2 separate regions of the Mus musculus genome follow, and region 1 is linked to region 2. The links are chromatin loops, found by intact Hi-C in ENCODE. Cell type or tissue: gastrocnemius. All regions are shown on one strand. Each heading gives the region's core, and the rest is flanking DNA. Links, peaks and the distances in the headings are about the cores only. Region 1 overlaps 2610307P16Rik (RIKEN cDNA 2610307P16 gene). Region 2 overlaps 2610307P16Rik (RIKEN cDNA 2610307P16 gene).

What was found. Hi-C counts contacts between places; a loop is a spot of excess contacts. Peaks named below come from ENCODE experiments on the same cell type or tissue, not always from the same donor. Only the 100,000 strongest peaks of a DNase experiment are listed, where the experiment ranks them.
Region 1: a loop joins it to region 2, with 5 times the contacts of the local background. A loop is called at or near these places in 2 of 42 quality-filtered maps.

What each region holds. Positions count from the first base shown.
Region 1 is chr13:28,856,592-28,871,046 of GRCm38, reverse strand. All of the region lies in intron 2 of 2610307P16Rik (RIKEN cDNA 2610307P16 gene), which reads left to right. Among named protein-coding and RNA genes, the nearest start is that of 2610307P16Rik, 22 kb to the left of the region's middle. In gastrocnemius, for the core only: no CTCF peak of the experiment used is centred there; no DNase peak of the experiment used is centred there.
Region 2 is chr13:28,783,652-28,801,234 of GRCm38, reverse strand. All of the region lies in intron 2 of 2610307P16Rik (RIKEN cDNA 2610307P16 gene), which reads left to right. Among named protein-coding and RNA genes, the nearest start is that of Mir6368, 82 kb to the right of the region's middle. In gastrocnemius, for the core only: no CTCF peak of the experiment used is centred there; DNase peaks (open chromatin) are centred at 7,882 and 8,575.

The DNA.
Region 1 (14,455 bases), core at 3,928-8,927, 73 kb before region 2:
TATATTTTCAGCCTATTTTATTTTTTAGATTAGTGTAGTTCCAAGGATAAGGGAAGTTCCCTGTCCTTCTGTCTTTAGGGTAAATAAACCTTAGTTCCCTCTGAACTAATGTTCAGCATTTGTCTCAGTGTGGGAATTTGGGTGAAAGTTCATGGAATGTTTTTCTGGTTTTTTTCTTGTCAATTTTGGCCTGACTCTATAGCCATGATCCAACTATTATACCTAAGTATATCATGTGGTCTCCTGGCCAAATGTTTGCAGTGGACCAGCTAGCAAGGACCGGAAGAATGCTGTCTTTGCTCTAGCACCAATTCCTGGCTTTCTCACATGGCCTCCTGAGTTCGGAGGGTTTGGGCGAGACCCCTGGAAAAGGTCTCAAAGCCTAAGTACCTGGTGCTTCCACTGGGCAATCATCCCATCTTATTTTTCTAATTCGAATTACGTAAATTTACTTACTGTGTGTGCACACATGTGTGTGTGTATGTGCACACATGTATATGCACTGATAAGCCATGGTGCACTTGTGGGAATGAGTTCTCTCCTGCTATGTAGGACCCAAGGATTGAACTCCTGTGCTCTGCCTTGACAGCAAGTACCTTGACTCACTGAGCTGGCTGGCTTCCCCCCCCCCCCAATCTTATTAATTCAATCAAGTATGCAAATTTTACAACTTGCTACTTCCTGTGTTTGTCCTGGCCTCTGTGCGCTCCCATTATTTTAGGCCCAGACATAACTCTCTGGGTGGGGCTCTGTGTTTGTTTTTGAGACAGGGTCTTACCCTGTCGCTCAGAGTGATCTCAAGGTCTTGGTAATCCTGCCTCAGGTTTCCTGAGTGCTGGGATTCTAGCAGTGACTCATTGTGCCTGCCTGTAAATGGTACTATTTGAATACTCTGCTTTCTTTCTTGCTGTAATCTCCTTTCTTCTGTTTGCCTTACTTTCTTCTTCCCTGGGGCCCTTGGTTGCTGTTCCATCTTCCCACTACCCATCCCTTCCCCGGGCCCTTCATCCATTCACCTACGCGTTCATCCTCCCTTGCATGCATGCATGCATCCATCTGCACCCCTTGCATGCATGCATCCATTTGCGCCCCTTGCATGCATGCATCCATCTGCGCCCCTACCCCTTCATTTTCCCACACACTCATTTTGTTTTGTTTTGTTTTTGAAGCTCGCAGAACTCATGAACAGAGTTCTACAGGATGTGCTAAGTCACGTTGCCTCTGGTTGCTGAAGGTGGTGGGGGAAGAGGGAAAGCTTCCATCCTTTAGTTAATCTGTGCCCATTGCAAGTGATTACTATCTGTGCTATTTGATAGCTTAGAGTGCTTGGTAAACTGCTCAGTGGTAGAATTACAGACCAATGGCCACAGTAGGAGACCTGCCCCCTCCCTCCCTCCCTCCCCTCCCATCCACTGCCCTGCTCTGCCCTCCCTTTCCCACCTCCTCTCCCCTTCTTTTGCCTTCCCTTCCTGTCTCCTTCCCTTCTCCTCCCTCCCTCCCTCCCTGCCTGCCTGCCTGCCTGCCTGCCTGCCTGCCTGCCTGCCTGCCTGCCTTCCTTCCTTCCTTCCTTCCTTCCTTCCATTTTTGTCTATTTGGTTTTGGTTTGATTTTTTTTTTTTCTTTTTCTTTTTCTTTCTTTTCTTTTCTTTTGGAGACAGGTGTGCTCTACATAAATAACCTTGGCTGTGCTAAACTTGCTCTGTAGATGTAGCTGACCCTGAACTCAGTGACTCACCTGCCTCTGCCTCTTGAGTGCAGGGATCAAGGGTGTGCACCACCACTGCTCAGCTCACCTGATGGTAGTTTCAGCAGCTCTGATGGTAGGGAGAAAGAGAGGCTGCTGCAGCCCTGAGGAGCTCTAGCCTAAACCCTTTTCCACTTTGTATAGATAGCCCTTCCTGTGTCTTTAAGATCTTACTCTGTAACCTAAGCTGACCTGCAGCTCATAACCACCTTCCTGAGAGCTGGAATTAATTGCTGGTGTGAGCCATGATGCCCGGGCTCTTAGGATTTAAGGAAGCTTTCATTTCAGCTGTGAAAAGACAGACCCCAGCTGAGAAATGCAACCAAAATGGAGAAACAACAACAACAACAATGGAAATTTGTCTTCCCTTGCAGTAGCTGCAGTTACAGATATTAACCACCCCCCACCACTGCTCCGACTACTATTTTCCTTATATTTCCATTGGATAGGTTGCAGAGTTAAGACTTAGTCTTTTGAGGAGGTCATTATCCAGTCTACAGGCAGGAGAATTGCATGTTCAAAACCAGCTGGGCTATGTAACAATCTCTCTCTCTTTCTCTCTTGGATGAGTGCACATACACACACACACACACACACACACACACACACACACACACACACACACACACACACACACACACACACTTGCAAGCTGGAAAAACAATGAGCTGGTACTTCAAGACTGTAATGTGAGTTATTAGGGAGACCAAGACAGGAGACTCATTAGTTCAAGGACTGCCTGAGCCACTTAGTAAGACCTTGTCTCAAAAGTCCCAGAACATACTGGAGTTATAGCTCAAGGGTCGAACATGTGCCTAGCATGTGTGTGGCCTAGGCTGAGTCTGCATTACCACTACCAAATTGCAGGAACAAAAGCAAAAAAGTCACAAAAACGGTTCTTGCAGATGAGATGAAGTTTCGGGATCGTCCTGGGTTGCCTAGGGTAGGCCTTATGCCTAGTCTCAGGATCTTCACACAAGAGGGGCAGGAACACTACCCTCCCAGAGAAGTGCAAGGGTCATACAGAGACTGTCCAAAGCTGTCACTGCTAACTGGAAGGTAGGGGTGGGGTGGGGAGGAGTGCAAAGAATGACTCTTCTCTGTCCTTTGGAAGACAATTTTCTGATGCTTTAAGCTACAAACTTTAATTTGTCACAACAACAACAACAAAATAATTGGGCTGCAGACTTGTACACTTTCTTTGTGTGCATACATGCACTTGTGAGTTGTGAGTCTCTCTCTGTCTCTGTCTCTGTCTCTGTCTCTGTCTGTCTGTCTGTCTGTCTTTCTCTCTCTCTGTGTGTAGGCCAAAGGTCAGCTTTGGTTGTTATTCTGGACAGGTATCTCCTCCTTTGGTCTTTTTTGAGACAGGGTCTCTCACTGTCCCGGGGCATACTCATCCAGCTCGGTCGGTAAGCCTAGGAATCCACCCTTCTCCACCTCTGCAATGCTGGGCTCCAAGTGCCTGCCTCCACAACTGCTATTCTCTGTGGGCACTGGGGATTGAACTCAGTTCCTCATGTTTGTGCTGTGAGCCTTACTCCCCAGCCTCCCTGGGTTGTGTACTTTCTAGGGATCAAGGCCTTCTTCTTTGTCCCTGGAGTCTTCACAGTGAGCAGACTTCTGCACACAGCAGGCGCCACATACCCAAGCTGCTCAAACTGACTTTCTTCATTGGTTCAGAACTTTAGAGCCTGAAGATTGGTATTTAAATTTTTATTGGAAGAGAAGTGAGGCCGGCAAGATTGTGGCATTTATTTGCAAAAGAAGAATTGATACCCCTAAGGCTTACTTCTGTCTCAGTTTATTGCATCTTGAAGCTAGATTTACACCAGGTTTTTAATGTAGCAATTCCTGCACTGGGCTGGAATATTAATAGACGCACCAAGAAACCTCATCTGGCAGAACAAGAAGAGCCAGTTGGTCTAGGCAGTGGTTTGATGTCTTAATTAGATAGGACTTCGGGGCAGGCGCTCTCCTGCACTGAGGTATCTAAGTGACAGTGCTCCGGGATTTCTGAATCAAATGCAGAGTGTCTTCTGCTCAAATCTTCCATGAAATACAATTTTGAAACTGTGAGCCTGGCTCTCACTCAGGCAGAACCTTGCTGTATTTATTGGGACTTCAGCTGAACAGCAACTGTGGGATCATATTCTTTGGGAAATAGAGTTTGTTTTTATGTATAAAGAAGCCACAGAGAAATAGGTGGGATTTAGGCTCAATAGACTGGGCTGGTGGCAAACATTCCTCTACCTAATAGTTCCTTTTCTGTTTTCTTTTTCTCTATCTAATCCTTCCCTTGTTTCTTTTGCTACCCGCCCTCATGTCTTTCAACAATGATCTCACTTTGTAGCCAAGGATGACCTTGAACCTGCTGATTTTCCTGCCCTTGCATGCCAGTTGCCAGGGTTACAGGTGTGGATTTGCACACTCAGCTAGGAAGAGGATATTTTATGGATTTATTGTGAAGCTCATTTTCTCGTGAGTGTTTACAGTGTTGCTAGATATCACCTAAAGCCTTATTACACCATTAGAGTTTATAAGAGTCACTTGAACAGATATTTGCAATAATGGGGGTGGAGGGTGGTCATCACCACCACTACCGTGGAACTGAACTTTGGACTTTTGTTCTGATTAAAGTTAATAGGCAGTTTAGTTGTCTTATTTTTCTTTTTTTCAGACAGCGTCTCACTATGAAACTGCTCCTGGGCTAGAATTCTCTATGTAGACCAGGCTGACCCAGAAACGCACATCCTTCTGCCTCCTAAGTGATGGGATTGGAGGTGGCAAGGCAGTTTCTTTTTAAGCTAACTCACTTCCTGTGTTCAACCAGTGAAGTTCTTAGATTGTTGCTGACCTCACCCCCCCCCCACCATATTTCATATAACTGCTAGAGCTGTGTAGTTTTTTTACTAATAGCTTCAGAGTTATTGAATACCGAGGAGTTAAGTGGTATGATTGGGATGTCTTACACAACTCCCTACAGGAAAGCCTGAGTTCCAGACGTTGTATTTTACCTGAAACATAGAAGTTGCTCACTAAGACAGCTGTTTATAGAATGAATGAATTTGTGATTGAATAATAATAAAAACCCTCAAGTTTTGATGTTAGTCCATCCTTAACTGGCCATTTTGAGTGTCCTGAATTATCATGTCAACCTAATAACGAATTCTTTTTTTTTCTTTTCTTCTTCGTTTTTTCTTTCTTCCCTTTCTGTTTGAAACAAAGTCTCACAGTATAGCTGAAGCTAGACTGGAACTCATGTAGTTCAGCCTGCCTTCAGGCTTGTGATCATTCTCCTGCCTCAGCTTTCACTGTGTGTTCATAAGGGGTGAGATGATATGCATAGTTAATTAAAAACAGTTGGCAATGCTGTGGTTGAGCCTGACTCACTGTACCCTGTCTGAAACATAACTAACAACAAAGGAGCAGCTTGGTTTGTTTTCCTTGTGATTTAAAAAAAAAAAGTTTTTGGTAGGTTTTCACCATGTGGTCCTGGCTGGTCTGGAACTCTCTATGTAGACCAGACTGGCCTGAAACTCCTGGAGACCCACCTGCTTCTGCCTCCTGAGTGTGAGAGCTTCAGGGAGGAATGGAGGAGTGTGTCTTCTTGGTGTGGTTGTGCTTCTGTACTTATGAATTCACAGGGCTGTGGTTCCTGTATAAGATGAGGCAGTCCACCTTCTACACGGAATGGGGAGAGGCTCACTGGCCCTCACAACTAACTAGCAGCTCTGGAAACTGGATGGCTTCTAGAGGAGGGAAAATCAATTTTCTTTAAGAGTGTGGCTCCTTAAAACTAGCCAGGCTCAATGGCCGTGCCTTGTGCATAGCAGGAGGGTCCTTGTTTGCTTGGTATTCACTCTGAGGAAGACCATCTTCATGATAAGGATGGATGCCCTGAGGAATTAAAGCAGTTTCAGGAGTCACCAAGAAGTCCTGTCATTGTCCTTTAACCATTTGTTAAAATGTTGAAAACAAAAACAAAACCCACTCCTCAGGAAAGAATTAGTAATTTTAGTGACTCTTGAGAACCCCTAAAGGATTAGGGAGAATATTTGTTTGTTTGTTTGCTTTTTCAAGACAGGGTTTCTCTGTATAGTCCTGGCTGTCCTGGAACTCACTCTGTAGACCAGGCTGGCCTCGAACTCAGAAATCTGCCTGCCTCTGCCTCCCAAGTGCTGGGATTAAAGGCATGCGTCACCCCTGCCTGGCTTAAGGAAGATTCTTCGAGTGTTAAATGTTTAAAAACCTTTATTTGACTACTTGATGCCAAATCTTGGTCCATACATACAGCTGGACTTCCCCAAACTACTGATTTAGTGGTTGAAGACAGATTTTTGGAAGTGTCTTAGTAAAAGCAATGTAGTTTTTGTTAGGTAATTTTTGTCTGCTGGGCTGTGCATGGTTGTGCATAGTACTTGGGAAGCAGAGGCAGGTGGATCTCTGTGAATCAGGGGCCAGCCTGGCCTACAAAGTACATTCCAGGACAGTCAGGGCTATGTAGACAGGCTCTGTCTAAAAATCAACCAACTAAAACCAAACCAACCAAAGCACAATAGAACACATACAATGTTTCTTTCTGCTTTGCATATTCATATAAAATTAAAATGCCCCAAACACACAGAAGAAGCTCATTTTTAGTTGTGCAACACAGTGGTTTGGGTGAAACAGTCGTTTAAATGGAGGAAATTTTGGGTTAACTCTTCTACTTAGCATTTTGGAGATAGCTTCTCACTAGCATCAAAGTTGGAATGATCCTCTTCCGGCCTCCGCCTCTGCCTCCTGAGTGCTGCTGGGGCTGTAGGTGTGAACTGCTGCTCCAGTTCAGCCCCTCTTTTAAAGTATTACTGTACTTAGCTTAAGGTTGCTGAAGTCAGGGCCAGAGAGATGACTTAGTGGCCCAGCGGTAAAGAGTTCACATTGAACTTGTAAAGGTCTCAGTAACTGTGCCCAGTGGGTCACAACTGCTTATGGCCTCCTGGGGCATCTGTATACACACACACACACACACACACACACACACACACACACACACACAGTTCAAAGCAAAAATAATTTAAAGCCAATTTTTCTTATGAGCTCTTTAAGAATTTCATGCATGTTGATTATATTCATTATTTTTTTCCAACATCTCCCAGACACACCCTATCCTTCCTACTCATCCAACTTTGCATGTCCTGTTTTTTCTTGTCGGTGTTGTTTGTTTGTTTTCTGAGACAGGGTTTCTCTGATTAGCCCTGGCTGTCCTGGACCTCTGTTTGTAGACCAGGCTGGCCTTGAACTCATGTAGATTCACCTGCCTCTGCCTCCTGAGTACTGGGATTAAAGGCGTATACTACCGCTACCACCACCTGGCTGTGCCCTCTTGAAAAGGAAAAAGAAAAAAGGAAAAAAAAAGTGTGTGTGTGTTTATATCACTCAGTCTAATTTGTGCTGATCATAGATTCTTGAACATGTGGCTTTCATAGGAGCCTGGTCAACTTACCAGGGGCGTACACTTTTAAAGCAAACGGAGTCTTCTGCTTCTCATAGCTATCACCTTCCAACAGTTCCTAGGCTAGAGATGGGACTTGATGACCTGACTCCCCTCTCCATGCTTGGATTTGATCTGTCTTGAGCTTGCACAGCTCATTACATGCTGTTGAAACCACTGTGTGTTCATATGTGTAGCTGCATTATTGCGTGTAAGATACTGTTTCTTTGTAGGCATCCCTTGCCTCTGGCTCCTATGGTTTTCCCACCTCTTCTTCTGCAATGATCTCTCAGGCTTGGGAGGAAGGGGTTAGATATTTAGACATCCTGTTTTGGGGTAGGAGATGGAAGGCTAGAGGAGGGAGAACAGAGAGAGATTAAATAATACTAAATACACTTGGAAAAAGTCATTTGAAAACATACTACTGTAGAAAATTCCTTAAAGTGGAATAATTAATATGGAGTTAACCTATAAAGGGATAGTACCAATGCTTTTACTGGACCCCATAGGCTAACAGAGAGCCTATTACCAGGAATTGGAGTTGTTGGCCAGTGAGGTCCTATAGGTCCCCCTTGATATTATAGGCTATTAGCAATCCTATTAGTTACCCTCCGAAACTTGACATTAAGACCATATTACTGAAGACATCACATACTTGAGTCAGAACATGGATATATCAAGTTAGTACTGACCTAGAAGCTTCATTGCTGACTAACTTTCATAGTGCCAGAAGCTGCTATGAAGAACCTTACCAACTACAATAATAACTGGCCTGGCAAGACATGCCTACTTGTACAATATTGGCATGAACATCATGGGAGCAACCAACCATTTTCTGATAGGATTTGAGTCCTATTCCACAAGATGCAACCCAGACCCAGCACTGTTGTTAGTTAAGACTTTGTGATTAGACAGGCTGTAGACCCTAGCGGGGAGCTTACTACTTACTATTACTCTTCCAGAGGGTCATGGATTAAACCAACTCATAATGACCCATGCATATCTCAACCTTCATCAGAGAAACTTCTATTTGCAGTGAATGGTGATTCACACAGATATCCACAAATGGTCAAAGTACAGAGACTAAGAGAGTATAGGCTGCTCAGTCCTGGAGTAGAAAAAACAAAAACAAAAACAAAAACAAAAACAAAAACCAAACCAAAAAACCCAAAAAACAAAACAAACAAACAAAAACCCCGATAAGGTAGTTAATTTGCTGAAAAATCAGAAAAAGTAGATGATTTGAACCTAAAAGGGTTTGTGCTTTTCTGTGTCTGTATATAGCTTTGTTTCTTCAGGTTTTTGTTGTTGTTGTTGTTGTTGTTGTTGTTAAACAAAAACAAACAAACTGGGCTCGGTGGTCCATGCTTTAATCCTTGTACTAGGGAGGCAGAGGGTTGGTAGGCCTCTGAGAGTTTAAGGCCTGGTCTACATAGCGAGGAGTCCTTGTCCCAAAAGAAACAAGCCAAGCAAGCCTCAGGTGCATCCTCCACTTCTCCAGCTTGTGCTGGTGGCCCAGTTTTCCTTCATCTTTGGTAAGACAGTAGTAGGGAAAGCAGCGCTCGTCCGCCTTTGACTAGAACTTCACTAATCATTTTACAGTTGCCGAGGGTCTTTCAATGAAGCATTGCAGAGGTCAGTCTAGGGGCTCCTTGTGAACCAGGAAATCCCATGAAATGATCCTTTCTCCTAGGTTCCATGGAAATCCTGGGCTCTGTTTAATTCCTTTGTGACTACTTAGGAATTCTAAGTTTCTTCACAATGGTTTTATTTTATTTATTTTTGGCTTCTGAGCATAGGTTTAAGATTCTTGTTTTAGGCTGCATGATGAAGATGACAACCATCGCCATAGTGTTTGGCTTAGAGAGACTTCATTTATCCAACCAATTAATGTAGTCCATTGTTAATTACAACTGTGAATACAGAGACCTGGCCATCAGCCTACTGAGCCATGAGCTCTATTTACTTGTCCGTAAAGCTCCATTAGAAGTTCCTGACAGCAGTGGGCTGATGCATTTAGCACAGATTTTTAAGTGTCTACCTAGAAATGAAGGAAGAGTTGGCTATTCACTTGTATTGGCTAGGCTAATGGTTGTCAAACAGTTCAGTAGATGTCAATATTGGTTGACATTGTAAGGTGGTTTCATCTCGGAAGTGTGTGGCTTGTGACAAGCAAGGGTAGCTGGTCCTGTGGAAGCTGAGTGACTTGCCAAGGAGTGAGTTGCATCTGCAAGGGCTAGAGATGAGTCTTGCTAACTTCACCCTTAAACCTAGTTTGCTGAGAAAGTGTGGAGGAAAATCTCAAGGACAGTCAAAGGGTTGTGATTCAAGATGGCTACAGTCATGCCAAGGGAAATTAATATATTTGCTTTTCTGATTTGGGTGAGATATCCAAGGGAAATTTAAATCCATTTTATGAAATGTTTCAGAATAATCAGGCTGAAATGTCTTGGAAAGGCTCGATTCAACTACTTTGGTCTTTGGATTGACCAGGGATCTATATTTTCAAGTATTTTTCATACAAATGTTGACTATTCACCAGGCAGTGGTGCTGCATGTCTTTTAAACCCTGCACCTGGGAGGCAGGGTCAGGTGGATCTCTGTAAGTCTGAGGCCAGCCTTGTCTATGTAGCATGTTCCACAACAGTCAGGGCTACATAGAGGAACCCTATCTCAAAAAACTAAAACCAAACCAAACCAATACAAACAGCCCTCTCCCGCAAACAAAAGCAAAACAAGAACAACAACAACAAAAAAATGCTGACTATTCTATAAATATTGAGCATTCTAATCCATGTTAAAGTTTTTATAATATAATAAAATTATTTTGTAAAATAATAAAATTGTGAAAACTACATAGATTTTTCAGGTTTTTCTGGACTCATGGAAATGTTGCCACAAAATTTTTTTCTTATTGTTATCAGGAAAATCCCAGATTTTAAAAGTTTTTACTTTGCAATTAATTATTAACTTTTTGTGAGACCAGATTTCTTAATGTGTCCCTGGCTGACCTGGGCTTCCTATGACGATAAGGCTGGCCTTGAACTCATAAGAGATCTGCCTGCTACTTCTTCCCCAGTATTGGACTTAAGGGTATGTGCCATCAAGCCTACCTTATCTACTTAAAAAAAAAAAAATTAAAAGTTATACTTCTTTACTAGCTAGTTCGTTTATGTATTTTGTGGTTTTGTGTCACTCTGCATAGGTGCTAGTGTTGGAGCCTGTCTGTAGAGATTAGAAGACAATTTTTGGGAATTTGTTCTCTCCTTCCACCATGTGGGCCTAAGGATCTAACTCAGCAAAATGTCTTTACCACTAAGCAAACTCACTGGCCTTTCTTTGGGTTAGTTTTGTTTTGTATTTGGTCATAAAAACTTAATGTTAAAAAAGATCTTGAATAGTGATGACTATTGAAATGTCTAGAAGAAAGTGCTGATTTTAGCCAGATTCCCTTCTTTCAGGAAAGAACAATAAGGGTGCAGGCTCTTGGCCAACGTTTGGAGGAAATCGAGTGTGCAGTAATTGCTTCCAACACAGAAATCTCCCCGTGGGGACTGGGATTCTTCTGTGTTCTATGGGATGGTGGCTACTGAATACTAAGAATCGTAAGCCTGAGAACACTTGAAAAGGCTGGCCTGAAACTCCTCATTTGTTACTATAGACCTGACTGCAAACTTGTTAGGGTCTGTTGTTAATTACACGATTTGACATTTCTAGGACTAACCATGGAAGGGGTACTTGCCGGTGAATCACTGCCTGCCTGTGCTGAACTGGCAGCTTCTGTTTATGGTGCTGAAGATGGAGTGAACAGGGCAGTCGCTGTGTTCAGCACTGGTCTTTTTTCGCTACTGTCAACTTGCTGACGCAGCATCTGGATAATACCAGTGGACCCCTGCGCCCCTTCCAAGTGCTTTAAACTTAGACAAATTTATGTTTTACCAAAAGGTTAATTCTGACAAATTATTGGGAATTATTTCTGTTGGATCTGCCGCAGTGAATTCATTCTTTATGATGCATAGGTTGGCGTGTATGTTAGAAGCACGTACTGCATTTTCTGTACCAGGAGGCCCAGGAAGTCATAGTGCGGCAAGACTGTGGCCCTGCTATGGGACTAGATGCCACTACTGAAGATGAGCTGAGGACTTAATGTTCCTATTGAATGACTTGATATTCTAGCATGCCCACCCCCATGTTTATGGCACCTACCCACCCCCTCTGATTCATTCTCTCTCTCTCTCTCTCTCTCTCTCTCTCTCTCTCTCTCTCTCTCTCTCTCTGCTGGAAGGCAATTCTCTATCTTCTGAAAAGAGGGTGTTCTTTCTATACTTGACACACATAATTGTTCTAGCAAAACCAGAACTTTTCTTTGATTGCTGGCTTCTGGTGGATGGCACAAAGGTAGACCTCGAAAATGGGTGGGCAGACTCCCCCTTCCCCAAATCCCAAACCAACAACATCAAACAAAACCAGAAGTAATAAAGCATTGAGCGCGTGGGGAGACACATTACTACATGAAACAGGTAGCTCAAGTCTGGAATTTCAAAGGAAACCTGCTTATTTATTATAGGGTGCTGTGGACAAGCCATGCCTCTGGTGACCAAGCAAGCTGTCCACCACTGAGCTAAAACCCCACCCCTAATGTGCAGTTAGGGTTTAGAGTATGACGTGCTCTGCCTCCAGTACTGGGGCTTGAACCTGGGACTTTGTACATGGTAGGGAAGCACTCTAGAACTGAGCTATATCCAGTCCCAGAAAACTTAAGTCTGGTAGATTCAGGGGGCCTTTGGGGAGCTAATGGTCTGAGAGCATGTGCAGAGGTATCGGGACACTTTCTACAACGAACATAGCAGAGAGCCACAGACCAGATGGCTCTAACAACAGAAGTCTTTCCCGTACTTCTGGTGGCTGCAAGTCCAAGATTTCCTCCAGTGTGTGAGAGTGAAGGCTCTCTTCTGGGTCTCCTTGTGTAGCACATGGCTGGCCTCTGCCTCCCTATTCCTTTCTTTTATAGGAAATGATATCCAAATTCTATTTTCTCACAAATTTGCTATTTTGGATTATGGTTCACTCTTATGATCCCATTTTAGCTTAATTACCCCCTCAACAAGTTTCCTAATTGAATCACAGTCTAAGGTACTGAAAGCTAAACTTGAGCATATGAATTCCTCATTTTTATTTTTTGTAGTGTTGGGATTGAACCTGGGACCTCTTGCATGCTAAGTACTCTATTACTGAGCCCCGTTCTTTTTCTGGCGCCGGGATTTGATGGGACATAGATCAGGTAGTACCATTGTTCAATACTAACTCAATCTCTTTCCTCTTTTCTCTTTTCTTCTAGCTGTCCTTTTAAAAGCATCCAGTAAAGCAAAAGTTCTAAGGGTCTTGTATTTTAACTGATTGACTAACTCACTAACTTGTGTTTGGGGTGTGTGTGTGTGAGTGTGTGTGTGTGTGTGTGTGTGTGTGTGTGTGTGTGTGTGTGAGAGAGAGAGAGAGAGAGAGAGAGCACACGCACATGTGCATGCATGTTCGAGCCAATATGTGTGGATGCAGATATGGGCACATGTGCGCCAGAGTGCATGTGAAGCAATCAGTGGACAACCTTGCATGTTGATCCTTGCCTGGATTCAGACAGTGTCTCGCCACTGTGTCTGCCCAGCTAGCTGGTCCCTGAACTTCCTGTTTTCTTGTGTGACTGCAGGGATTGCAGATACACATGCTACTATGTCAGACCTTAATGTGGGTGCTGGATTGGAACTTATATTGTCAGGGTTGGTTGGTGAGTGTTTTGCTTGTCGAGCTATCGCTCTTAGCCCTTTTACTGTGTCAACATACCTGCCGAGATCGCAATTTAAACAAGAAAAGGAAGATAAGAGAGTATCATCTCTTGAATATATTTTTATAACCTCTTTACTAGGTATAAAATACATAAAGGGGAGTACACAGTTGTAAATTCATCTTCAGTGACTTATCACAAAATGAACTCTTAAGATGGAGAGCGTGGATTCCCACTTTGTGCCCACTGAATTATAATCCCTTCATTGGGCAGATGCTGCAGGGAGTTTCATGCTATTTAGTTACATCCATGGAAAGGCCCACTGTCCTCCATTGTGTTGGGACCATACTCAGCATTCTGTTTGTGAGGCTCAGATTTGTGGCAGTAGCACCTCTTTGCTGTGTGACACTCGCTTTCTTGAACATGACACACTGCCTTCTTCTATTCTTGGAGGGCATTTGGATTGTCTCTAGCTGTTGTTAGGAATACTATTGCTGGGAACATTCTTCTTTTGAATTTAAATAATATTTATTTGGCAAAGATTGTGTACTTTCAGGGCACGTGGTGTGATGATTTGATGCACTCTCCAACATCGTTGTGGAATGTCTCTTACTGAACATATGTGTGCGTTCCTATTATGAGATGGAGTTGCTGGGACAGAGAGCATATATTAAACTTTAGTAGATGCTGCCAAATAGTTTTCCAAAAGTGCCTGTACCAATTTACACTTCCCCCAGTCTCTGTGGCAGTTCCATGTGTTACCACAGCTTTGCTCATACTTGATAGCGTTAATTTTTACGTTTTAGTCACTCTCTTGGATAAGTAGTGGAATCTCATTGTGTTTTCACGTAGACAGATGAATTTGAGTATCTATGCTTGGTTGCTTGTTTTACTGAGACAGGTTTCCTTCCACTCTACCTAAGACTGGCTTTAAACTTTAAGCCATCTTCCTGTCAATACTCCCCAGGTGCTTATGTGATGAGATTACAGGTGTGTGTGACCCTGTCTGGCACGTTTGCTTTAAAGTAACATCATAGATGACTGTTTAAGACAGTAACGTGCCTGTGAAGGTTTTCCTCATGTCACTGAGAAGTGTCCAAGGCTGAGCCATTCATCTGTGGTCAAACATCTGTTTTCGACATGGCTTACATAATGTTAAAGGCTTTTCAACCCCACACACCACACGTTCATTTATTCCTTGATCATTGAGTTGCTAGTTTTTGCTAGAGACTGAGATTAAAAAGTAGGGATACGAGTATGAATAAAACATATCCATTCTTGGGTCCCGTCTGGCTGTGCTGTTTCTAGATGTTGTGGAACTCTTTGGAGGTGGTATCTGGATGGAGGAAGTGGATTGTAACCCAGCCTTGCTTCCTACTAGGGCTTCCTGTTTCCTGATCTACAGATGTGTGAGCAAGTTGCTGGTGGCCATGGAGCCACCTGTTGCTCTACCCTCCGC
Region 2 (17,583 bases), core at 6,617-11,616:
ACCATCTAGGAGCTTCGCTTTCTAGATTCCACAGTGGAGAAGGCAGTGAGGGTGCCCTTTTCACATATAATTTATCTTTCAAAATAAAAACTGATAGTATAAACACCTTGAGTTTCTTATTATAGTTTAAATACTTGTATTTTCAATCTCTGTTTGATATACCCTGAATGTAACTCCAGGTCTCTTATGAGAGAGTAGAAAGTCATTAGAAATCTGTTTTAATAGGATTTAACCTGTAGTGTTAGGGTTTTTTTTTTTCCTTCCCTTCAACTTGTATCAAGTATTTAATTGCCCACCAGATGATTTATTTTAGAATTGGCCTACTTCCCCCCCTCCCCCTCCCCGTTAATGCCTGTGGGCAAATGTAAATGTGTACTTGAATTAGCAAGCCAGGGATCATTCTGTAAAGTTAATAACTACAATGGGGAATCAAGTAGCTTTGATTCCCACTTTTTCTAGATTGGCTGTGCATGTCACATGGTAGAAGGAGGAGTGGAAGGGAAGGAGTTTTTGTCAGGGATGCCTTTGGTTTTAAATTGTCTCATTAATATAAAAGAAGTGCATGTTTACTGTGGAAAGTACAGGAGAGAAAGCAGAGTGTGGTAACATGCCTCCCTAATCCTGTACTCCGGAGGCTGAGGCAGGAACGTCGGGATTTGAGACCAGCCTGGGCTATCCTGTACAGCCCGGACTTCAGAAAGAGGTATTAGCTCAAAATAAATAAGGAAATAAATAATTCAGATAAAAAGAAGCATCAGAGAAAAGAAATTCCTTTATTCTTCTGCTCAGAGTTATTCCTGTGAATCCTTTGAGGTTAAAAATTATTTTTAGTTATGTGTCTATGTGTGTGTGTGTGTGTGTGTGTGTGTGTGTGTGTGTAGACATATGCACTTGAGTGCAGAATCCAAGGAGACCAGAGCCGTAGGATTTCCTAGAGCTGGCATTCCAGGAGGTTGTGAGCTACCCCACCTGGGTGCTGGGAACAGAATTTGGCTCTATTAGAGCCATATATACTCTTATCCAGAGTCCTTTCTCTAGCCCTTCCTCGGACAATTTTTACAAAATATTTCATACTGAGAGTGTACGTAGATTTATGAAATAAAGATCAATAAAATCCTGCTTGTAACCCTCCATCCATCTATTCTCTTTCATCTCCAGTCACTTCTCCCACACTTTGCCTCTGATAAAACTTGTTTTTTTTTTCCTTTTCTTCCCATTAAAATGTGTTTTTAAAACAAACAGGCTGCAATGCCTTTGCTAGGTGAGCATTGTGTGTGAAGTAGGGCACGCAGCTTCAGTAGCCCTTGGACTACCCTGGAGTATTACATTGTGTAAACGAGCTGCCACTTATCCGTTTCCAGTCAGGGAACATCTGGGCTGGAGTTCTGGAGTGGATCTTAGATCCTCCTAGCTCTCACCAAGTTCCAGATGCTGTTGGCTGTTTCTGAGGACCGCTTTACCCATTCTGCTGTAGAAAGCCTTTTTGCCAGCATACAACTGCAAAAGAGCAATCCTGGGACCAGCCCTCAGCAGGTGATTCTTGAGGGTTCTATGTAAAAACTACATTTCCCATAGGTCATTGCAGCTCTCATAGTTGTCCCATGAAATGACACCTCAGTCCTGCATACAGCAGGTGGTTCAATACCTGACCCCTGACCTCTTATCTTTCCTTTCTTGTCCACTCCTTCTCCCTATCCCATACCCCTGAGTGTTTTCCTGTTTATTTTTTTCTCCTAGATAAACTTAATTAATTTTTATCTTAGGATCTGGAGAGAATCAGGATATATGCAGCTTTTGTCCTTGTAGATGAGTGACAGGACTGTGGCCCCTCTTTTAGCACAGAGTAAATTGACTCTCTGCTATCTTTTCCCAACCAGATTACTAAGCAGGGATGTGAGCTTCATTAGATGATGTTGGCTTGGTTTTCCAAGGTGTTGGGAGCAAACCCTTCTAGACAGCGAGGAAGGAGAGAGTCCTTCTATATTTTTGTGGTAAGCATATACTTTCTGCTACTGCTTCTCAGGGTTGAAATCTGTGCTCCTGTTCCTTTATGCAATTGTATATCTCTATGTGTATTGTTAAATATCTTTATTTCTCATTTATAAGATTTGTACTCCCATCTTAGCTCACATTGTCTGTTGGCCTATAGTGTGTGTGTGTGTGTGTGTGTGTGTGTGTGTAATATGTTGTTATATACACGAATGTATATTACATATGCATTATATATACTTATATATAATGGAAACTTAGAATATGTTGTTTAAAGTTTTATATTGCATTTATTTATTCGCATGTGTGTTATGAGAGACAGAGGGAGAGAGGGAGAGAAAGGTTGTAAGGGAGGGGCTGAGTTTGTTCTTTCCTTCACCCTGTGGGTCCCTAGGATTGAACTTGTCACCAGGCTTGGTGGCACAGTACCTTTACCTCCTAAGCCCCCAAAAACTGCCCTTCTAATATGTTCCTGAGACTAGTATTTTATGTGCTCGGTTGCCATTCCTGCTGCGTTTGCTGGGAGCCAGCTCACTATATGGACACTTTGTAAAAGCACAAGCATTGATTTAGGATGGTCACTTCAGGTGGCAGGCGCTCATTTTACATCGATGTGCAATACTCCTTGAGGGGTTTTCTGATTTGTCTGTGTTACCGATGCCCTTGGATCCTTACCATTTAACACACTTACCCACATGGCCACTGTTAAAACCTGCGATCTAATTAGTTATTTTCTCCTGCCCTTCTCTCCATTCTTGCTCCTCCTCTCCCCACTCCTCTCATTGCGCTTAATATCCCCCCCCATACACACACAACAGAAATCCAGTACCTTATAAATATTTTAATAGTGATTTCTTTTTATCACGAGGACAACCGGAGAATTCCTTTCTAAGTTAGAATTGCCAGATGTGTAGCCGATATCTAGAATGAAGTGTTTCTGACAAAATAGGTTTGGACATGGGGGTGAGGTCCAGCCCTGCTGAGCCACATTTCAGTGACTGACACTTCTGCTAATAAGGTGGCTTTTGAAATACCACATAATTGGAAAACTATCTTAGAAAGTCCCAAATATTTGAACATGATACTGGCCTTTGAAGAGGAAGTGAGACAAGGAATGAAGAATCTGTCAGTTTGTCCAGATGTTAGAGGAACTCATCTGTGATAACAGCTCAGGCTATGATAACCCTATTGTCCCATTGAAAGTTCCATGGAGAGTCCCAGGCTGGAGGCTCGCACCCTGGGTTATTTGATGTCTCAGAAATAGGCAAGCTTTCTGTTCACCTTCCCACTTTAGTTTTCTTACAACTTCAGCAAGGCTCACTTGGTTTTTGGTTTTTTGAATAATTGAAATTTCATAAGAATGTTTTATCAGCCAGCCTAAGTCTGGCTTTCAACAGCTCAGCATAGAAGGAATTCTCAGTTTATAAGATGAGGTTGTGTGAGGTCGCCAGGCTGGTTCTTGCTTTTCCCACAGTGACTTCAGTAGCAGTTGGACACCGTTTGACATGCTTTTCCTGGTACCAAAAGCATGCACGTTTTGGTCTGACTTCCTGGGGTCACATTCTGCTCTGTATGTAGATAGTGTGGTACACACTAGTCTCTGTATTTTAATAGTAAAGTATGTGTAAGACCTCAGTGGATGTGAGCCATAATCCATAATGCCTCACCACTGAAGAGGCACAGAGAACCTAAGAGTTTTATTTGACTCAGATTGTAGAGGTCGGTATATCACATAAAATAGATTTTATGTATTATCCTCAAAATGTATCAGTAAATTATGAACCCAAGGACACCAGGTTGTTTGGGGAAATATTTTTTTTTCCTCCAGAGGAACATTCTAGAGAGTGAGAGGATTAAGGATCCTGTAGTCAAGCTCAGCTCCCTGTATCCTGGCTACTGTTCCAAAGAATGGGTTCTCAGAGCTGCCTTGGTGCAGCCTTGGCTCAGTTGGTAGAGTGTTCGTCTGAGTTTAATCTCTACACCATACAAATCTAGCATGGTGAGGCTTGCTTGTCATCTCAGGAACACAGAGGCAGGAGACCCATATGTTCCAGTTTATCCCAAGCTGCATAGAAAGTTGTAAGTGAGCGTGGGCTACATGAGACCCTGCCCCCAAGTGACTTGTATATTTTTATGTAAATTCTATAGCATTAAAAATATTTATCCTCAGACAGTTTTTCTTTGCAGAGGGCCTCCCTCCCTCCACCCCCTCTCTTTTTTGTTTTGCTATATAGTTCAGACTGGCCTCAAACTCAGGATCTTCTTGCTGCAGCCTCCCAAGTGTCAGGATTATGGGTAGGTACTACCGTACCTCACAGTATTTAACATTCTGTTTTCAGTGTCCTATACAGAGCAGCTCCAATGCTTGTGAGGTTGTATTCTGTAACGCAAGCATTCCTTTATTCTGGGTCCATTTAGGATAAAATACAATAGGGAACTGTCATACAGGAGAGACTGCCTTGCATGGTGGCACAGAGGTGAAAGCTGAGGGGTGGGGGATGGGGAGTTAGGAAGAGAGCAGTGTGTTCAGGAGTTAGAGAAAGCCAAGGGCGGGCAAGAACACCAAGCCCAGCATCCCTCGTTTGAAAAGCATGGGGACCACAAATGTTTCACACAATGACGTTTTCAGACTTTGAAACATTTATGAACATATACATTATGAGATATTTGGAGATGGGACACAAGTCCAACAATATGAAATTCACTCATATTTTATATGTACATTGTACATGTAGCCTGAAATATAATAATAATAATGATGATGATGATGATGATGATAATAATAGTAATAATAATAAGTTATTGTTTCCAGACAGGGTTTCTATGTGTAGCCCTGGCTGCCCTGGAACTCACTGTGTAGACCAGGCTGGCCTCGAACTCAGAAACCGCCTCCCTCTGCCTCCCAAGTGCTGGGATTAAAGGTGTGAGCCACCAGTGTCCAGCTGCCTGAAATGATTTTTACAATACTGTTTGTGTACCTACCTCTTTGACCATCCCTCATTCCGCAAGTAGGGAGTTTCCCATTTGCAGTGTCATGTTGATGTTTGAGAAGTTTCTGAATCTGAAGTTACTTGGACTTTTTGATTAGGTGTGATCAAGCTGCCTCTTCAGGACTGGACCAGAAGAACTTTCAGGGCCTCTGATTATTATCTGTGTTGATGGGGTAGTTTTAGGGGTGTCTTACAGTTGTGAAGGCCACTCAGGAATGTGGCATACACAGAGATGGTGTATGTTACTACCATTTGGCTGTTGGTCACCAGACCTGTGGCTTTGAGCATCTGCTTAACCCATAGTTTGTTTCCTTTAGTGATCTGTGTTCACTGATCCACATGAAGCTTATATTACATACAATAAGTGGATTTTATCTTTACACTCAGGATACCAGAATATGTCAACTTTTAAGTTTCATAGGGGCATTGTTTTGTGTGTTATACTCATCAAATATCCTTCAGCATTTTTGCTGGAGGTGAGCAGACCGAATTTGCCTTTTCCAATATCCTCTGAATTTTTAATGAGGCCCTTTCTGTCTCCTCGTTTTTCTTGCCCATGGCTACTATTTTCAATGTAACTGTGTTCTACAGTTCTCTTTATTATTTTTTGTTGCGGAAAGTAATTTATTTCTTTTGCTTTCAAAGATAGCTTCCATTTGTGCGGGCGGGCGGGTGTTCTAGATTTAGTACAATGCAGGGATATAAGACACATTTTCAAAGTGCTAGGATCCTGAGCCTATCTAGTGAGATGTATTTCCTGAGAAGGAACGTGTTGCCACAAAGACTAGGCTTTGTTCTTTTGTACAACTTTGCACATGTACCCGAGCTTTAAAAATTGCCTTTGTGTTACCCAAATAAGACGATGAGTGCCCCACCCCCACCCCTTTTCAGAAAGGAAAAAATGTGTTGCAAATAGATCTCAGCTGATTTCTTTGATCATAAGTTTCATATTATGGGCCTTTAATTTTTTTTTTTTAACAAGCTGAATGTTTTTACTAAACACTATGAAAATACAATTATAAGCTACTACGTCAATTAGGAATTAGTGGTTCTTAGAACAGTGGATTATTCCATAGCTCTGTGAGCATACTCAGTCTGCATGCTAAAATTAATTTAAATATAATTAAGGACAGAAGTAGAGATCTTAACCATTTCCCTGCCAGCTTTTGACACCATCAGCTGTGGTTGAATTTAATGGGATCAGGCATTAGAGTCATTTAACAAAAGTTCTGTTTTTTGTAAAGGGAATTTTAGTAGTACACATATTAACAAGTAAGGTGCTCTGGTCAAGAGTTGCACAAACACTGTAATTTTCTTCTAGGTAAGCATCTCAATTCATTTGTCCCATCATTTCAAATCTCAGGAAGAAAGCCACCAGCCCACACTAAAACTAAAATAAGCAACTTGATGAGCAGATATCCAGTATTCTTATAAAGGACCCCAGCCTTTGCAGTCTCAAGTGTGTGACGGATATAGGATGTAACTTAGGATCGTGGTCTATATAGGAAACTGTGGCCCTGTGCTTACCCAACCACCAGCCACATGCCACCCATTAAACACAGAATAACAGTTAATACTGAGAATAGTCAGTGCAGCTCTAAGGACAGGAAAAAACAGCCCAGATACACAGATTGGGAAGAACAATTTTGTAATTACATGAGACATTCCTGTCTGCATATTTTATACGTAAGAGAGCTTCTTTATGATTAATTTGTAGCTTTATGAAAATACGACATCTCTGACAAAAGTATGTATACAATTATTATATACAATTAATCAAATTAAAAAATTATTTTGTGGCACTAAGCCATGAACCCAGAATTTGTATCTGCTAAGCAGGCTCTCTACCACTTAACTATCAGCCCCTGTTTCTTTATTATCTAGGTCAGGGTCTGGTGGATTTGTGACCATACCCAAAGAAAAGGATCTAAGGGGACAGATCCTGCAAAGCGGGTTCCCAGAGCTCAGGAGCCCCTCATTTTTATGATACAGACATGTTTTATGATACGCCACACGTGTCTTCATGCGTGCATAACACCTCTGTATTCACATTCCATGTACACTGTACCTCGGAGTGCAGCTGCTGACCTCTAGGATCTTGCCCAGGTTTCCTTACATGTTGATTTCATACATTTTTGGATGTATGTAAAATTCTACTATCCTCTGTGAAGAATTCTTTGTCTTCCCAGGGTTTGCTGACCAGGTCTCCTTTTGTGCCCCTTTCTTCCTCTGTGTGTCTTATTTCTTCCTCTAGCCCCTGCTCTCGGTGCTGTGCCCACTCAAACACAGACTTTCTGCAATCTGGATAAAAGAGTCGAAATCACACAACAGATTATGGGTGTGGAGATTTTACCCACATTTGTCAAGAGTGAAAATCCCAGGACTAAGAATAATTTTAAATGGCAGAGTAAACATCCCGCTATTCTTGGCTAGCAGGGCTATTTTTCATCCCCAGACGTGGCTTTGCAAATTGCCTGCTCTTTTTCTCTCTCATCCCAACCCCCTTTGTTCTCAAATTTTCATACCATTATAAGAGGCTGGCCCATAAAGGTTGTCTTCCTTCTCTCTTGCCTCCCCTTGCCCTCAAACAGCTCATAGAGAGATTTTCCTAAATGAAGACCACCTCAGTCCCCAAGAGACATTCTGAGACCAGGTTGAATAATACGTATTTTTCCCACAATAAATAAACTACTCATGCAGAATACTCCAATTTTAGGCCTGTTAGTTGTCTTTCTGTCTCTTGGATTGTATCTGGGTTTCTTTCTTCCTTCCTTTCTTTCTTTCTTTCTTTCTTTCTTTCTTTCTTTCTTTCTTTCTTTCTGGTTTTATATTACAGCAGGCTTTGATTATTTTGCCCATCTGTTACTGGGGGAGGGGTGGCACTTCTGTGCACGGGCCCAGCTGCAGAGTAGAAGACTCACTCACTCCGGTATTCTGGTTACTTCTCATGTGTTTCCACCTTGTGGCATGTATAAAATGTTTGTGAGGAACACATTCATGGGTGAACAGAGAGGCTTGCATGTGGCCAAGGGTGGTTGTCATGTGGGTGGGGGTGGGAGGTTGCTGTTGCTGTGCCCTGAGCTCTGTGGTCAGGGGTGATTGTCATGGGGGGTGGTGGGGGTGGGAGGTGGCTATTGCTGTGCCCTGAGCTCTTGACCATCAATGCAGGACTGAGAGTATCTTTACTGAAGCTCACCTAGAAGAAACCCCTCACTGCTGCATTCTGGGATACTCTGAAACACAACAGCTTTACATAAGCAAAGGGAAACCAAACTCTGTGCACGTGAGCCTAGGCCATAGTAACCTCTAACTATGGAACTCTGAGATGTGTAGACCAAAATCTTATCCTACATATTTTCATTGCTGGGTCATATTTGATTAAGTGTTATTTCTGAACATACTAAGTGCAACATGAGGCGACTCTTTCGTATTTATTGCTTTCCCCACATTCAAGTCAATTTTCTCCTTTTAATTAGCGGAATTGCTTAAGAAGCCTTTGGAACCTCCGAAGGAAAATCACCTTAGCACACGGTTGGCTGGTTCCAAAGCTCGCTTTCAAATGCCATGGCTCGTGATCATTGGTTTCGCTCACTCATTCATTCAAGAAGCTTTGGCTGATTGCCTGGTGTATGGTAAGGAGAGAAAAGCAGGAGGCAAGACAACCTTGTTCCTTCGAAGAACAAGGGGGCCACAGGCAAATTAGGAGAGCATTCTCGAGTATCGAAAGCATTCAAGGTATGGATAAAGGCTATGAGGACAGCTCAGATAATAAAGTACTTACTGTGGAGTGGAAATGCCTGAGTTCAGTCACTACAACTTCCATAAGTATGCTAGACATGGTGGTACACGCTTGTAATCTGCAGTGCTGGGGCAGTAGAGCTAGCCTTGCCTAATTGGTAATCTCTAGGTGAGTGGGTCCTACCTCAGTGTGGCCTTTCTGAAGATAACCTCTACATACATGTACACATGAACCCCCCCCATACATACCCAAACTCTTGAGTGTGCACACATGTATGTGCATACACACACACACAGGGGTTGACAAGAGTACAGGTGAACGAATTTATATTGGCATGACAGAATGATAACTAGCAGTAAGAATTCCTCAGTCAGAGTGTGCAGGATGAAGGATCCTATCAGGGAATAAAATATAATTTAAGGTGATCCACAAAAGATGAGCAAGATTCACAATAGCTAGAGTAGGTGCTAATTAATCAAGCAGAGTTTACATCAGAGAGGCCTTGGTTTACAAGAAAATCCTTGGGGCTGGAGAGAGATGTCTCGGCTGCTAACACAGCTAGAAAAACTTTTGCTGCTCTAGAAAAAGGATTCGGTTCCCAGCACCCACAGCAGGTGGCTTATAATCTAGAGTATACCGCGCCCTCTTGGAACTCTATGGATATCCCCAGCCATGTGTACCTTCATGTGTCCCTCCAACTCCCCCCTCCCAAAACCTTTGCTGAACATTGTGGAGCATGTCCCAGCACTCAGGAGGTAGAGCAGGTGGATCTCTTGAGTTTGAGGCCAGTCTGGTCTACATAGTGAGCTCCAGGACAGCCAGGTCTGTCGAGAACCCTGTTTCAAAGCAACCAATCAACCAAAACATTTAAAATAAAATATCCCTGGGTGTGGTGGTGCATGCTTTTTTTTTATCCCACATTTGGGGGTGGGGGGAAGGTAGAGGCTGCTGTATGCAGAATTACAGGCCAACCAGGGCTGCATGCTGAAACCCTATCTCCAAATAAATTAATAAATAGATAAATAAATAAATTAATAAATACCTTCAAAGGCGTGAAATAGTAAGAACTACATTAGGGGTGTGTGTGTGTGTGTGTGTGTGTGTGTGTGTGTGTGTGTGTGTGTGTGAAAATAGATCAGGAGCCCAGTGTAAAGTGATTCAGCATAATTTATTCATCAAATATTGGCACAGGAGCCTGTTGTAGCTGTTCAGATGGGCAGTTATTGTTCTGATAACGAAGAACAAGTGTCTCAGAATTGTTGCCCAGAAAGAGAGCAAAACCAATAGCATATGCAGAATGTAAACATTTGTTTACATTGTACTTAGCCAGTGCCTTTGCTGAAGAGAAACGCAGCTGCAGCTTCCAGGACAACCTGTAAAAAAGAGTACTGCAGGTCTGATGGGTGACAAGAGAAATAGTTTCCCGTTTTCCTCCTAACCCTAACTCAGAGGCCCCCACTTACAAGTTTTGTGTTTTTTCTCAGGATTGCTTTAGAGGCCCGAACTAGAAATGGCACAGAAGTATACATTCTTTGTTATACTTTTTGTTCCTTTGGGCTAGGGGTCTCAGACTGTTTTAAATCCTTAGGGAGAAAAACCAGTCAATTATGGTTCTTCACTCTGGGCAGAAGACCTTTATGTAAAACTCGAAACTGAGTTCAAAGGAGAAAGTTGCCCAAGAGTGATGGTGTAGAGAGGTGTGGATGGGGTGGGGTGAGGGAGGAAAGTGAAACAGCCCCTCTGTTTGCCCTTGTCATTAGCAGGGTAAGAAAAAAGGGGGCAAGGTTGTTTTGTAAGGCAATGGAACTAAGGCACTAAGCAGGTTCAGCTTGCTGAGGGAGCCCTGCAATGAATTCTTTTGCAGCTTGAGCAAGACATTGTCTTCAAGGAGAAAGCTGCCCTCTCCCATTGCCTTTCCGTCTTCGTACATATTCAGTCATTGCAGGTGGCCCTTGGCTCCCAACTGTTCCTCATCTTCATAGAGGGGCCAGCTTCCCCCAGCTCCCTTGCGTGCGCTTTCTCTCTCTCTCTCTCTCTCTCTCTCTCCCTCTCTCTCTCTCTCTCTCTCTCTCTCTCTCTCTCTCTCTCTCTCTCTCTCTGTGTGTGTGTGTGTGTCTCAGTAGAACATGCTTCACTGTTGGTGGAGAACTGAGGAAACCTCCTTGCCACAAGACGTCAAGACACAGTTTGCTGTTTTGTTCTCTGATTGTGAGTGGAGCTGAAGATGTAATGTAGGATTTTGTACAAGAACCTTTTTTTTTTTTAAAGAGAATTACCAACATTCCAATTTTTTGGGGGGTGGGGTGGGGTTGAGACAGGGTTTCTCTGTGTAGCCCTGGCTGTCCTGGAACTCACTCTGTAGACCACGCTGGCCTCGAACTCAGAAATCCGCCTGCCTCTGCCTCCAAAATGCTGGGATAAATGCATGTGCCATCACTGCCCGGCTCCTCTCAACTTTCTAAAGGCCTTGTTCTACTGCTCTGCCTCCTACAGTCCTCTATCACTGATCTGTGAAATGGTTTGGGGAGTGATTTTTGTTGTATAAATACCAGTGTGTGCTTTCACACACCACAGCTTTATGGATACAGCCCACACTGCAGATATGGTCTGAAACTTTGTCCTATGGCTCATGGTATATGATGCTATTTCCTTTTCAGATTATACATGTCGGAGTCAAATATTTCAAATTCCCCCTCCCACCACCAAATCTGGGTAGACATCATTATGGATTGTAACAAGAATAGTATGTCTTTATAATTATAAAGTTAAAGCAAACGAAAAGTGTTTTAACAGAATGGATATATCAGAGAATTAAATGAAGCTTTCTGGAAAAGAAAAAAAGTGGTGTTTAGTATCTTGTTTACAGAAAGTGAATCACTTTGGTAATCTAAGAAACAAAACCTTCCAGAGCTGTGCAGAGTCACTCTTAACTGTTTGAGTTATCTTGGTGGGAGGGGGCTCTTTTTGTTCATGACTTTGTAGTAGGAAGCCTGATCCTTTTATGCCCAGTCCATTTGGCATCCTCTTGTGTGACAGCATTGGACAGCACCATGCAACTTTATACGGCATGATTCCCTTTCTTAAAAGAAAAATTAAAATGGGTCAATGAGAAGATTAAATTTTAATTTCTCTTAAGTAGAGGAACCTGAGAAAACTATAAAGGACTCGTCCAAGCTCAGATAGTCCCATGTTTTGTAGCCAAGCAGTTCAAAATAGATCCGTTTATTTCTAAATGTAAAATGATACAGTCCTGGACACACCTGTGAAACAGCAAGGCTTCTGAAAAGAATGGAGAGGCATTAACGGTCAGTGGTCAGCAAAGACAGATAGCCGAAGAGATGAAGGCACAGTTAGGCCTCACCTCACTAGAGAGCGGAGAGAATTTGAGAACTACCCGTACTTGGTCAAACGTGGCCTGGATCCTATGTCTTGCTAAGGCAGCTGGCCAAGAGTATTTTCCTTACTACGTCTACCTACAACGCTGTCTCTCTCTTTTTTTTTTTTTTCCATTTTTTATTAGGTATTTAGCTCGTTTACATTTCCAATGCTATACCAAAAGTCCCCTATACCCACCCACCCTCACTCCCCTACCCACCCACTTCCCCTTTTTGGCCCTGGCGTTTCCCTGTACTGGGGCATATAAAGTTTGCGTGTCCAATGGGCCTCTCTTTCCAGTGATGGCTGACTAGGCCATCTACAACGCTGTCTCTTTATAGAACTTCATGGTGGTTGTCTGGTTGTCATGTGGCACCACCATTCTGAGCTCACATGTTTGCCTCTGGCCTCTCTGTGCCAAGGGCTGGTGCAGAGGATGACAGCACCTGTTACTTGGGAAGTGACTTGTCTTAACTGTTGGGCATCATCATCTATTTCCATTGCTCATGCCCTTGGGTCATGGTCTTGGGGGAGGCTTATGTGATAATAGTTGATGGGCGCCTTCTCACATTCCTACTGCAGGAGAGAGACAAAGTTCAATTTATTGATTACTTTTTAAAAATTAATTATTTTATTTATTTATATCCCAAATGTCGTCCCCCTCCCAGTTCTCCCTCCCAGAGTTCTTTACCCTCCCACTCTGCCTCTGATAAGGGTACTTATTGTTAATTTTTAAAAAGGTTAATTTTGATAATTTATTGAGTATCTGGCCCATTATTAGATATTAATCTGACATTGTTTTCATTTCTTTCCCGTTGTCTTCTTTGACATTTTTGTTAGTTGATTCTTTGTTAAACATGGGTAGGAGGAACTCATGGCTTCCTTAATACTAGGCAAGACCACTATCATGGACCCAAACCCTAGACTTTTCGAATTTAATAATTTTTTCCTTATACATAAGGATCAGGGGACAATTTGAAAGCCATCTTCTCCCATGTGGGTCCTAAGAATCACACTTGGGCTGTCAGGCACCTTGGTTGCTTGCTTGGTCGTTTGATTTTTCTATTTTATTTTTCAAGTGGGTATAAATCAGACTTGGGCATTGGGTTTCTTTATTCCTTTTGTTTATATTAGTGTGAGGTAGACAAGTGTTTCTTGTCCCCAACCCTTCTATCCTTCATACTGTCCAAGTTATCACTACAGAATTAAAGTCTCCCAGGATTGGCCAGGCTCATGGGTTAGTGGCACACAAGAGTCTTGGCTGCTGATGTGGAGTGGGCCTGCGTAAAGATGGAGCACTTTTATTTTATTTTTTTCAGATTCATAGAGGCAGGAAGACAGAATTCAGGCAGTGTGGTGAGATTATATTTACATTTCATGTAAGATCACCCTTCCTTACTTACATGGTCCGTGTAGGCATAATGAGCATAAAGATGAAGTAAGAATAGCCTTAGAGCCCTTAGCTTGCCTTCTACCACCCAAGCTTGTCTTGCCCCCAATTGCAAGTTTCTGTTACCTTCAGATTGGACAGAGAGGCCGTCTATTGTTCTACAGCATTGTATCCATCTGGTTGGTTAGTTTGCATGGTGCATCCTGCCTTGATATTTGTCCTCAGCATCTCCCCTTCCACAGATCTGCTTCTTGGCTGATGTCAGACTCCCCTTTCTCTCCTCATATTTCATTCCTCCAACATCTGTAAAGTGGCCAAGCTCTGAGAGCACACTTAAAAATGGATTGGATCCAGAGGGGCCTGAGCCGTCTTTTCCTTAATGTGTCGAGTTTTAAATTTACAGGCTTGCAGCAGGAGAGGTGGGAGAGGAGGAGAAACAGTACCACCTCACCTTCAGGAAAGGAAGGGGTTGCTTTGACTTCCGTGGGAGGGTTGCCACTGCACAGCCGGTGTCTCCAAGGTGAATTCTCGGCTCAGTGGCATATACATAAATCAGCTTGAATCTGGAGGCCAGTGACAAGAGTTTGGCTGGAGCCCCGTGACAGCTTTGTGGTCGAGAAAGAATATGTAAATTTCCAGAATTCCCAGGAATGCCAGCCTCAGAAAGAGGATTAGGGGAGTCCAAGAGTCTTGCCCTTTCCTTGGGACTGAATAATGGGTAGGACCATTGTTCACCAACACAGCTTGACTTTGGTACTCAAAATAAAAACACTCCGTTTTCTACCGTATTCTGATGGGAAATTTATTAAATGTTAAAGTCTAATGTGAAAACAAACCCTAGTTTAAGTAAAACCATGCAGTGCTGTTTAATAGTGTTTATAACTTGAGAGCTAAGGGGCTGGGCTGAGTAACTCTGATAGGTGGAGGGATTCCAAGACTCCCCCCTCCCCCACCCCACCTCTAGATATGTTTAGAGTGGTTTATTTGTGGTTGGTTTCCCAGCTTGACCGCCTGTTTAGAGTTTGTAGGGATAAACAGACAGAAAGATAAACTTCCTCTTCAGGTGAGGTTCGTCCCTTTTTAGAGCCAAGCACAAATCTCTAAGCTGTGACTTTGCCAATACTGACGCCACATACTTTTGGGAAGCCCTACTGTGTGCCCAGCCTGCAGTGTATTTTTTGATGCTTAATTGACACATTGCTACTGACAGAATAGTAAGTTGGTTGGTTTGTTTTGGTTTTTCCTTAAAGGTCTTGAATTTAGGCTCCTCTGCTTCTATGCTTTTACCTCAGAAGTGCTGGGATTATAAGTGTGGCCATTACATTTGATACATTACAGAGATAGGAATCAAATCCAGGCTCTCTAACATTCTAGGCAAACCCTCTACCTACACTGATCTATATCTCCGTTCTCCAAATTGGAGACCCTTTGAGAAACTGAATCAGACACATGTGGATTAATTAAGAAATCTATTTAAACAAAATCTAAATTATGTATGTAGGTCTGCAGAGATGGATCAGGAAGTCAAGGCCACTTTCCTGCTTACCCTAAAGACCCAGGTCTCATCCCCAGAACACACATGGTGGAAAGAGAGAACTGCTTCCTACAGGTTGATATCTCTTCCGCATGTATGTCCTGGCATGTGTATAAAACAATTAAGTAAATACATGTAACCAAAAATATGCACTGAATGAAATATCACATTATGATATGTCCAGTCCTGCTTCGAATAGATAAATCTCTAGTCAGGAAGAGAAAAAGTGGGTTTAGCTTTAGTTCTTCGAGAGTGTTTGATAAAATAAACAAACTGAAGTGAGACGGTCCGGACAGAAGTGAGATGATCTGGACAGAACAAATGAAATGTTAGGAACCCGATGTTAATGGATTAAACAGTACAAGTCATGCGGAGCTTTCCACTTGGGTACCTTGCATGACCTTTAGGGGATGCTAGGTACCCTCCATCCCTACTACCCTAGGCTGGGTTGCTGAATCTGTCCCTAACCCTTCTCTCTTTTCTTAGTCTTCTATGTAGATGTTATCATTATCTCCGTGGGTATGACATAATTGATAATTAGACAGTACCAAATCAGAGATTTTGTTCAGATGGTGAAGGAAGTGTAATCCATGTTCCATGACAAAGGGTTAAAAGCTCTCTGTATGTGAGCATAGAGCAGAGGCCATGAAGGGGGATGCCTAATGGGATGCTACCCAACTCTGGGAAGACTTGTTTGTTCAGAGAAGGTTTATTTCTTGTATAGATCAATGGAGGGGACAGAATTGTGTAGACGTACAAATGCATATGTGAGAGCCCAGCTCAGCTGTGGGAGTTGTCACAACTGAAACATTCAACGGAGTAGGCTTATTTGTTTGCTTTTGTTTTTTAATAGTGAGATTTTTGTCCCAAAATCATTCGAGAAGTTGGGTGTAGTTTTTTCAGCTGACCGTGCAGATGGGGTGGCAGGTTTGGACCAAATGCACCATGAACTTCTTTTCATCAGTGAATATCGTAATCATTTGAGTATGTGTTTATGGAGCAAAGGCAAATAGAAAGTATGAATGCTGTCTATGAAGAGACAATTAAAATATGGAGAGTGGGCTAAGGAGATGGCTCAGAGGTTAATAGCACTGGCTGCTCTTCCAGAAAACCTGGGTTCAATTCCCAGTAACCATACGACATCTCACAACTGTCTATAATTCTAGTTCTAGAGGTCCTGATACTCTCACACAGACCCACATACAGGCACAATACCAATGCACATGAAATAAACATAAATGAAAAACATACAGAAGAATAACGGGAAGAGGAGACACTTGCCTATGAAGAATGTGCAGGGTTTGGGCGAGAGAGGTAGCTCAGGAGGTAAGGGCCCTGGATGCTTTTTCTGATTGCCTAGTTGGCCAGCATGGTAGGTTGTAACTTTCTGTAACTTGTTTCAGGTGTAATTTGATGCTCTCTTCTGACCTCTATGTGTTAGTTTTAGGCCAGCTTGATCTAAGCCATCCGAATGAATGAATGAATGAATGAATGGGGCTGGAGAGATGGATAAGTGATAAAGAGTGGTTACTTCTTTCCCAGAAAACTGGAGTTCAGTTCCAGCACTTCTACCTCTATTAAGTGACTCACAAATTTCCCCATGGCATCTGAAAACCTCTTCTGGCCTCCTCAGGCAACCCTACCTCTACCTCACACATAAATAAAAATAAATTACACCTCCCCACCCCTCTCTGTTTTGGTTTTTTGTTTGTTTGTTTTTTGTTTTTTGCTTTGTTTTTGTTTTCGAGACAGGGTTTCTCTGTTTAGCCCTGGCTGTCCTGGAACTCACTTTGTAGACCAGGCTGGCCTCGAACTCAGAAATCCGCCTGCCTCTGCCTCCCGAGTGCTGGAATTAAAGGCGTGCGCCCAGCCTGTTTTTTTTTTTTTTTTTTTTTTTTTGTCTTTCTCTTTCTCTCTTTTTTAAGGAAATGTATGAAGGAGGCAGGAGAGATTGCTCAGACAGTAAAGTGTTTGCCTGGCAAGTATAAGGGCATGAGTTCAAATTCTCAGTGCCCATGTAAAAGTCAGGCATAGTAGTACTTGCCTGTAATCCCAGCACTGAGGAGGTAGAGACATGAAGAGCCACTGGGCTCGCTGGTTAATCAGCGTAGCCAAATTTATATGCTCCTGGCTTAGTGAGAGACTTTATCTCAAAAAATGAGATAGGAAAAGATGGAGGAAGAGATCCAACCTCTGGTCTGCACATCCACACCCACACATAAACATAGGCACCTGTGTATATATGTTCACACTTCCGTAAAAATGCATGAGACAGTGTATTGAGGATTGGGGACAATGAGATTGTTGCAAAGAGAATTTTCTCTGACAGGCTCTAGAGAACCTTCTTGCTTCCCATGCTGGGAAAGGTTAGGCTGGACCTCTGTTTGTGGGCATGCGCTTTGCTTTGCTTTGTTAATCTTATGCCAGAAGACGCAGGAGCGCATGGTGACCTTGTGTGGAAATGGTTATTCACCTTCACTGATAAAGGGTAGGTCACAATGGAAGCAGAAAAAGAGCAAAACCAGAATGTGACAGAATAGCCAATCAAGAGCCTCCTCAGTCATGC